2 separate regions of the Homo sapiens genome follow, and region 2 is linked to region 1. Evidence: chromatin contacts called from ENCODE Hi-C or POLR2A ChIA-PET data. All regions are on one chromosome and are shown on one strand. The core of a region is the stretch at or near the end of the contact, and the rest is flanking DNA. Distances in the headings are between cores, read along the strand shown.

The links. Hi-C counts contacts between places; a loop is a spot of excess contacts on that map. ChIA-PET counts read pairs that join two places held with the same protein, here RNA polymerase II (POLR2A). Pooled maps may share reads with other maps.
Region 2: a loop to region 1 is called in a map of Caco-2, with 2.7 times the contacts of the local background. The contact joins two enhancer-like sites. A Hi-C loop is called at or near these places in 6 of 168 maps with a recorded cell type or tissue (Caco-2, Calu3, K562 and 3 more) and 5 of 50 pooled maps. POLR2A ChIA-PET finds 5 or more read pairs at or near these places in 4 of 52 experiments (A673, activated B cell, activated CD8-positive, alpha-beta memory T cell and 1 more).

What each region holds. Positions count from the first base shown.
Region 1 is chr3:71,245,780-71,250,435 of GRCh38, reverse strand. The region is part of intron 5 of FOXP1 (forkhead box P1); the gene reads left to right. Among named protein-coding and RNA genes, the nearest start is that of FOXP1-AS1, 42 kb to the left of the region's middle. Within about 2 kb of position 1,420, at least 9 of the 41 ENCODE cell types and tissues checked have a DNase peak (open chromatin) inside an H3K27ac peak, as active enhancers do.
Region 2 is chr3:71,396,030-71,400,567 of GRCh38, reverse strand. All of the region lies in intron 3 of FOXP1 (forkhead box P1), which reads left to right. Among named protein-coding and RNA genes, the nearest start is that of FOXP1-AS1, 110 kb to the right of the region's middle. RefSeq lists an enhancer at 910-2,892. Within about 2 kb of position 2,212, at least 4 of the 41 ENCODE cell types and tissues checked have a DNase peak (open chromatin) inside an H3K27ac peak, as active enhancers do.

The sequences.
Region 1 (4,656 bases), core at 171-2,670:
CTTACATAAAATTAAAAATTCAGTTCCTCAGTGACACTAGCCATATTTCAAGTGCTCAGGAGCCTCATGTGGCTATTGGCTACCCTATTGGATGTTGTAGGCATAGAACATTTCCGTTGTCACAGAAAGTTCTGTTGGGCAGTGATGCTCTAGATGAGTGGTTCTCAACCAGGAATGACTTTCCCCAGCAGGGGACATTTGGCAACGTCTGGAGACGTTTTTGGAGGTCACGAATGCGGTGGGGGCATGTGCTACTAGCATCTAGGAATGCTGTTCAACATTCTGCAATGCATAGGGTAGCTTACACAATGAATAATTAATTTTCTGGCTCAAAATGTTCCTAGTACTGAGGTTAAAAAATCCTGCTGTCTGGTGGGGTGGACTTCTGTGGCCCCCAGCTCCTCAGTTCAAGTTTTAAAGCAATTCTCTTTATACAGATGTCAGACAACATGTGTTCTGGATATAATATTGGTGCTAAGTAGGGTTAAACCTGTGATTACGTTCAGAAAAGACTTGTTCTGAGTCCCATGGCCCCCAGTTAGAGGCAAGGGAGGATCCACTGGGCTGCATGGGGAGTCTGGTTGACACTGATGCTGCTGAGGCTGAAGAAATAGGGCAGCCATGGTGTTGTTTCCCTTTATTCTTCTGTCTTCTCCCCTCCTCACTTTCCCTCTCCCTTCCAACTGAGTGGAGCCAGCCATCTAAGTCATGATGTCTTGGGGTATAGTGGATTGGCTTGTACTCCAGGCCAGCTTCATTATTCAGGGCATTTGTGTGAGCAACAGGGGCTGGTACTGACATTCCTGCTTAGCAGCAGTTGGATGCCAATATGGTGTCCAAGGATCAGGTGTCTCAGCCAGAGGGCTGGGTTCAGATCCGGACTCCACTGCTTAGCTGTTGTGTGGCCAAGAGCAGATTATTTAACCTCTCTGAGCCTCAGTCTCCTCATTTTCAAAATGGAAATAATAACAGCCTGCATTTTGCAAGGCAATTGTAAAGATTAGGTGAGGAAATGCATGTAAAGTGACTAGTATAACTGCCGGCATATTTAAGAATAAATGGTAGCTTCTATTGTTGTTTTTGTTATTGTTTATGTTACTATGGTTACTAGTCCCAAGAAAGGCTGACTGAATTGATCTGGGGTTCATTCCCACCCAGGAAGAGGAAGTCAAGGCCCTGTTTGCTGGGTTGGCTGGGCTGGAGCCAGGGCTAAATGCCAGGCAGGCGCCAGGACCCTGCCCACTCCATCCCAGCTTAAATATTCTTACTATATTGTTTCTAGCTTGCCTATGGCCTCTGGCATCCACATGACTCTAAACTCCATTCAGTTATTTTCTTTCCTCCAATGCTAAATTAGGATGTTCACTTTGGTTCCTCCTGGGTTTCCAGCATCTGCAGAAATTCTACACAAAAGGATTCAGAAAGTGCTGGGGCTGGGAAGTTTGTGTTGGCCTTGTTTCAATGACCAATGCAGCTCTTTCTCCTTCCTACCCTTCCCACTGGCTTTTTTGTGATCAGTGACCACAAGACTAAGGACTCCACACCAGGCCTGAGGCCTATTGTGTGAACCAGCTGGCCATTCCCCTAATCTCATAGGTTGGTCCATCCCTGACTGAACCATAACTATGAGGAGCCTGGAGAGGAACTTCTTAAGTTTGTATTCGACTTCATGCTGAATTTTTTTTTTTTTTTTTTGAGATGACGTCTTGCTCTGTTGCCCAAGCTGGGGTGCAGTGGTGCAATCTCGGCTCACTGCAAGCTCCGCCTGCCAGGTTCAAGCGATTCTCCTGCCTCAGCCACCCGAGTAGCTGGGATTACATGTGCGCGCCACTATGCCTGGCTAATTTTTGTATTTTTAGTAGAGACAGGGTTTCACCATGTTGGTCAGGCTGGTCTTGAACTCCTGAGCTCGTGATCCACCTGCCTCGGCCTCCCAAAGTGCTGGGATTACAGGCGTGAGCCACCGTGCCTGGCCATGCTGGATTTTTTTAGACCTCCAGTTTAGTTTGCTTTGAGATCATCTTGAGTTCTTTCTGACTGTGGGTCCTGACTTCTTTTTCCAACTCCATTATTAGCAGGAAGAGAGCATGGCTGATGAACTGGTTAATTACATAGGAAACACGAGATCCTACAGATTTTGAATATTAGTTATGAGAGTTAATTGATTTGTGTGTGCTTAGTTGGTTTGCTTTCCCATAAAGGCTAACATATATTGTAGAGTAGGAGAGCTACATATAGAACACTATCTATTTTGGGCTCCTGTGTGGCACCTTATGGTTGCAAATGACCCAAAGCCAACTCCAGCTGGCTAAGCAAATAAGGGAATTTAATTGGCTTGTGTAATTGACAAGTCCAAGAGGAGGCCTGTTCTCTGTGAGCATTGTTAGGAATCTGTCTTGCTATTGTGCTCACCTTCTTGCCGCTGTGTCCTGGCCTCTGTTCAGCCAGCTCTCTTTTTGTGGAGGCAAGCCCGATTCATGCATTTAAAAGTTTAGCAAGCCAGCAGAAGGACAGCCTTTCTGTCTCCCAATAGTTCCTATGGAATGCTAGTAGTTGAGTATCATTCTTGGGACATGTCCATCCATCAGCCAATCAGTGTTGCTGGCAGAGCAGAACTCACTGATTGGTCAGACTTGGGTTATGGCTCCACCCTCTGGAGCTGAGAGATGCATCAGCCTCCTGTGAACCATTAGGACTGAGAGTGGAGAATGGGCGTTTCCCCAAAAGAAAAATCAGGCTAGTGTCATCAGAGAAAGGGGAGCATGGATGTTGGGCAGACAAAAACAACAGATATCCACTACCATATTTCCCTTTTCATTGTGCTAGTGACTTGGAGAAAATCTCCTGCCTGGTGTGTCTTGATTTCGCCACCAAAGTCGCTCGCAGGCCCTCGGCCTGATTTTATTTACAGCAGCAGCACACCTCTCTCTTCTTCCCTGCAGTCATGATACCCCGGTCTTTCCCCCAGAGGTTGGAATAAATGGCCTTCTCTGAGCCACAATCAATGGCATTCCGTAAGGTGTGACAGAGGAGGCCATCTGGCACTTGTCCCATTGTCGTTTCTCCCTGCCCAGGGAAGAGGCACATTCCAGGCAGAAGGTCGCAGCTCAGCCAAGTGCTGCTGTCTCTCAGAAGCATCACCCTCAGACTGGGGTCTGCAGCACAGAAACGCCACCAGAGTCAAACACCTGGCAGGATTTCCCCCTTTCCCTTTGTGAAATTTTCCAACAGAACCAGGTTGTGGAATAATACATAATGAAAATGATTCTTGAATAAAATTATAAGTTTGAATGTTCTGCACAATACTTTCCCCAATATTGGATGGATTTTTTTTTTAAGATGCTAGCACTGAGATCACTGGCCCATTTCAATTTTTATTGAAACAAATAAACCCAATAAAAACACTTATGCTGAGAGCTGTAGCGCCACAGTGAAAGAATCACCCTGTATTGAATGTATTGATTTATTTATTTACTGCAACTGGAAAATCGAGTATTGTGTTAATGTATTTTATAAGAATCACATTGCTCGATGAAATGGCTAATTTATTTGAGCGTATACATAAATAGCTAGCAATTTTCTCTGAGACAGGCTAATGAAAATGATGCCATGAAATTGTCTATACGATGAAGAGTGACGGAGACGAGTTATTATTGGGTGAGTGCTAAGACGCGCTGAACTGGCCATCATATCTTTGAACTTTTGAACTGCTACTTGTTTCGTGTGATTTATTGATTTTGCTATCTCTCTGTTTAGCTCAACTTTAGTTTTTGCCCAGCAGTGCAGATAAGTGGCATAGGAGATTTAATTTCATGGGTATTTGGGGTTAAAACCTATCTTTAAAAAGAATGCTAAACATGTTTTAATAAAACATGAGTTGCAGGGGTTTTAGGTTTCTGTACGATATGGATCTGATAAGAACCAAGGCAGTTTAGAGGGCAGCCCAGAGGTTCCAGGCTAGGGAGGAACTCTTTCTGAGCTTTGGAAGTTTCACCAGGGCCACATGCATTTTATTTGCTAGATCAGCCTGGCTTCATTCTTAATTACATGTATCATTTATCCCCCTGCCTGTGCCCTTTTGCTCATGGCACATGTTTTGCCTCGATGCCTGGTACACAGAAGGTTTCTCGGGTTCTCGCAGGCAGCATCACTGTCCCTGTCCTCCCGTCCTTGCACACCGAGGGCTGGCCGCTACCGAAGCACCCTCATTTTGGCTGATCTCATGGGGAAACTGCTTTCAAGAGCAGCCACGGCTCTCACCTAGGGAATAAAGATATGGAAGCCTTCTCAGCGTCGGGGCCAGAGCTGGCTCGCTGCTGCTCAGCTGCCTCCAGATTAGTTCTCTGTGGTCCCCATCAGCATTGTTACCCTCCTTATCAGCCTAGCCCTGACCTTTGAGTGGGATGTTTCACTCACTGCTTTGTGGTGGGGGGGGGGTGGTTTTCGTACTAAGTGATCATGGCAAGAAAGCAGCCTTACTTTTTATTGTTGTCTTTGGACCTGCAGAACTTTTCTTAAAAATGTAACATTTTGGGAACTCATTCTTCATAATATTTTTTATTTTATTAGCTAATTTCTAAAGGATGATTTGACAACAGTATTTTATGCTTTTTGTTTATTTGTGGGTGGGGGGGGTGGTGATTGGAGGAGGTGGGA
Region 2 (4,538 bases), core at 963-3,462, 150 kb before region 1:
TGGCCAACATGGTGAAACACCATCTCTACTAAACATACAAAAATTAGCCAGGCATGGTGGCTCGTGCCTGTAATCCCAGCTACTCAGGAGGCTGAGGCACGAGAATCGATTGAACCCAGGAATTTGGAGGTTGCAGTGAGCCGAGATTGCACCACTGCACTCCAGCCTGGGCAACAGAACGAGACTCTGTCTCAAAAAAAAAAATCATACATAAATTAATAAAACAGAGAAGGTGTATGCCTTAGAAACACCCAATACACTAACTACCTGATTATCAGATTAAGTCCATGAAAAATTTGAAATAATTGGTTTCATTGCATTCATGCCAGCACTGGGTTGAATCAGCCAGGTAATGATATCAATAAGATTTACGTCAATATTATGGTGACATAAACATTTTTTACCTACTTGCCAAAATTTTTTTTTAATGGGTTCAGCCCCAAACCCTCCCAGGAAAACATACACTGCCAAGTGCGAGGTAAAAAATGAAAGTTTGTCACATGAAAAAATTTATGTATCTGGAAATAATGGTCATAATTATTAACACTGCATTAATTAGATTTGGCATTGGTGTTTTGAGTTTCAATTTTTTGTCTCTGGGTTTACATTTTAATTATCTTGGGATTCACAGATTGATGTGGAACATACTAGGCATTTGCTACATCGTTTTCAAATTAACAACTGGAGAAATTTTTAAATGATTCGTAGAGCCATTTGTAGAGTTTCATGGAAAGATTTCCCAGTAAAATGAAGGTTTGTAAGAGGTGCAGAGAGTGAAGTGGCTGACTGTAGTTATACATAAAATTGCCCCTGCTAATGTTTGACCACACTGCTTTTGGATTCATTTTACTTACATATTTCAGGTGTATGCCTTTCAAAGGTTGAGATGTGGTAAGAGGAAATTTCATCATGCTCCATCTCAGAAGGTTGTAGGTTATCAAAGGTTGCAAACCCCCTTTCCCTGCCCTGGTTGTCAGTAGTGCTTCCGTCTGGGTGAATGTTGGAACTATGTTCTGTGTGCAATCTGGGAGTTGATTTTTATCGACTTTAGTGAAATGCATAGGATTTTAGAACTTCAGGTATACCCAAATAGCTGCTTATTTTGAAACTTGCTTGAATTTCTTGTTTCTAAAATGTATGGTGGGAGATGGTGGAATAAAGGGTATTTTATACTTTCCTTAAGTGTAGTCACCTTTTCTTAAATTTCTGGTTTGTAGTTTTGTTTCTTCATGACTTGGGAGCTTTAGAGAATGTATCATACTGTGAAGTTGTTTGACTCCTTTAGAGATGTGTCTGAGTGTGTTTTGTGTGTATATACACACATACATATGTATACACCTAAACCTATGTACATACCTGTATATCTACACATATACACATATGTGTATGTACACACATAGACACACGTATGGTTGTTAAATTTCATAAACCCAAATAATTCAAGTTTCTTTCCTAACACAGAAAGTCACTTCTACGAACAGTTGAAAAATAAATATTATAATCAGCGAGGCATCACAAATAACTTTTATGTCTAAATCAAGCTATTAAATGCTTTTTTATTTTTAAGTAGATAGGGGAATAAAATAGCTGTATAGTTCATAAAGTGGTGTGCCATTACTGCCTGCTGTGCCCAAGAATTATGCCAGCTTTTTACACTCATGAAGTAAAAGCGGATTAGAACTGTGATCAATGTATTATCCTATATATCTTATTTTGCATTGTATTTCCTTTTTGAGCACCTTTGTAGACTAAATGGCTACTAATGACATAATTACAATTGTTTGTCACCACCATAATGCATGATTTCCTATCTCATCATGAAGATGTAAGTTAGATAAAGGAGGAGTTTTGGCAGGAAGACAAAGTGCAGTGATTTATTAAAGGCCAGATGTGGTTGTTAAAAGCTTTTCTACAGAAGGCACAATTGAGTGATGTGAAATGGGAGCAAAATCACTCTGCACCCCCAGCCCGTGGTTCTTGGTGTGAGTGACATAGTTGCTTCTGGAAGCATGACAAATGAGCCACATGTTTTATTGTTGTGTACAAATTTTATGTTGGAATTTAAACAGGGTGAAAAGGGTTCACATTAGCTTATACCAGCAAAGTAGGTGTTTAAAGGAAGCTAATGAGACTAAAGGGCTGGCGATGTTTTCAGCGTGCTTAGTGCTTCATAGCAAGAACTGAAATATCTTATGTTTCTGTCAAGTTTCAAAGAGGGAAAATCCCAGCACTGTTTTAAAAAAATGAGAGTGGTTAATATGAGAATTCAAAGAAATCAGAAGCAAGTGGAGACAAGATATTACTTAAGCACTGTTGACATACATATTGCACACATCGACTTGACATATATACAATCAGATTAGATAGATGCTTCTAAGGAAAGAGGCACAATTTCTGGTTTTAGCATTATTTGCACACACAAAGCTCTGTTAAAATAATGTTAAGACATTGGAGTGTTAGAAGCTATGAGTGGTACGAAGAGTGTTTTCAAGCTTTTGGAGGAGGATAAAAAAAGAAAATGGTTGTATCTTAAAAGCTATTCTGTGGACAGAAGGTAGTGATCTTTCTGGTTTTCCTTCCTTCCTCTCCCCTTCTCTCTCTTTCCCCACTCTCTCTGCTTCTTCCTTCTTTCCCTGTCTCTACCTTCTCCCTCCTTCCCTTGCATCCCTGTAAAATGTTATACGGAGAACAGTTAAACTGTAGGATTAGGTCTGTCTGTACAGCTTGGGACCTGGAATTATACTAGACATAGGAACTTTCCTGCCTTTTCCAGTGTAGATGGAGAAATTATTCTAAATGGTATAAGTTGAAGACTTCAAAGGTTTCTAGATTAACTCTGTGAAATCAGTGAGAGCTTTGGTGGGGTTTTCCTTCCTTGTCCTCTCAGCTGAAAATATGGGGTCCTCCTATTGTTTTCTCCCATAGTACTGCAGACTTGATAGCTCTTGTAGACTTGACCATACATTGTAATTATATGTCTATTTGTAAAATCATTTGTTTAACATTTATTTCCCAGTGTTCAGTCTGTAAGTTCCACAGAGGCAAAAACTGGCCCCAAGGCCCGTCGCATTGCCTGGCACATAATGTACATTTGGAAAGTATTTGTTGAACAATCCAAAGAACCGCAGGCAGCAATACCTACATTCAGGATATCACTTGGAAAAACTAGCAAAATCCATCCAGATAAAACGTTCCCAGATTATAAATGCTCATCCACATAATCTGTGGAGCAGTTCAGATGGCTCTTTTGCAACTTTCTTAAAGTTTGGAACTTTGGAATCCAGTTAGATCTCGTTCCTTCCGAATGGGTTTTTGCCTCCTAAGCTCTCTTCATGCAATTCCAGGGACTGCCACTTGATGGCTTAGACAATTTAAAATATAAAGTGGGAAAGGTACACGTGCTTCCAACCCTGCCTAGACTCTGCTGGTTCCATTTAAATGTGTATATATACACATATATATATATGTATATATATATATACACATATATATGTATATATATATACACATATATATGTGTATATATATATACACATATATATGTATATATATATATATACACATATATATGTGTATATATATACACATATATATATATACACACATATATATATATACACATATATATATGTGTATATATATATATATACACACATATATATGTTCCTTATGACTCATACATTGAACCTTATACGGAGATGAATACAGTTGAAGTACAGGGAGTAAAGTTTCGGAGAAATAAAACACTTAGAATCAGGGCTGTATTCGTGGGTGTGAGACATGCCCAATCTCACAAGACCTGACGCTTAGAAGGGACCCACACTTGGTTTAATGCTCTGCTGTTGCTGTCTTCTTAAACATTTTTTAAAATTTTGAACAAGGGGTCCCAAGTGTTCATTATGCCACGGGCCCCATAAATTATGTAGTCAGTCTGAACTGGAATTTGTGTTACTTGAAGGTAGGTTGCTTTAGGCCTGATCTTAGCTGACCATGGCTCCTTTAGGAGTCTTTGTTTAGTGCTTGGTAGGAAGCTTGTTCCCACGGGACAAGCCTGTGGGTTAAGAGCTTGGCTTTGACTCAGACTTCCTGGGTCAAATCCTGGCTCTGCAACTGGGTCAGTTACTTAAACTTTCCAAGCCCAGTTTCCTCATTTACAAAATGGAGATGATAATAGTGTGTCTGCTTCCTAGACTTGAGTTGATTAAACTAACGTCCCAGGTGCACGTCTTAGGGCTGAGCACTGCATTTCTGCTAGGTATGGTTGCAATCATCGGGCACCACATTCCTGGTTACACCTGACACTTACTGAGCTTCCTGCTCTCTGTGGCAGCTCCAAAAGTTTCAGGATTCTTGCCCTGCTTTGATGCTCTACTGTTCCAGCACTCAAGGTTCTGTGTAGTCCGGTAGCAGAGTTCAAGTTAGACTGAACTCTAAGACTTGACTCAGCTCTGCCCTATCCCTCCTCCTGAATGAGGCTCTAGCTGCTCTTCTTTAAGCCTTCTCTTTTATGTTAGATGATTAATTAATATGGAAAGGAA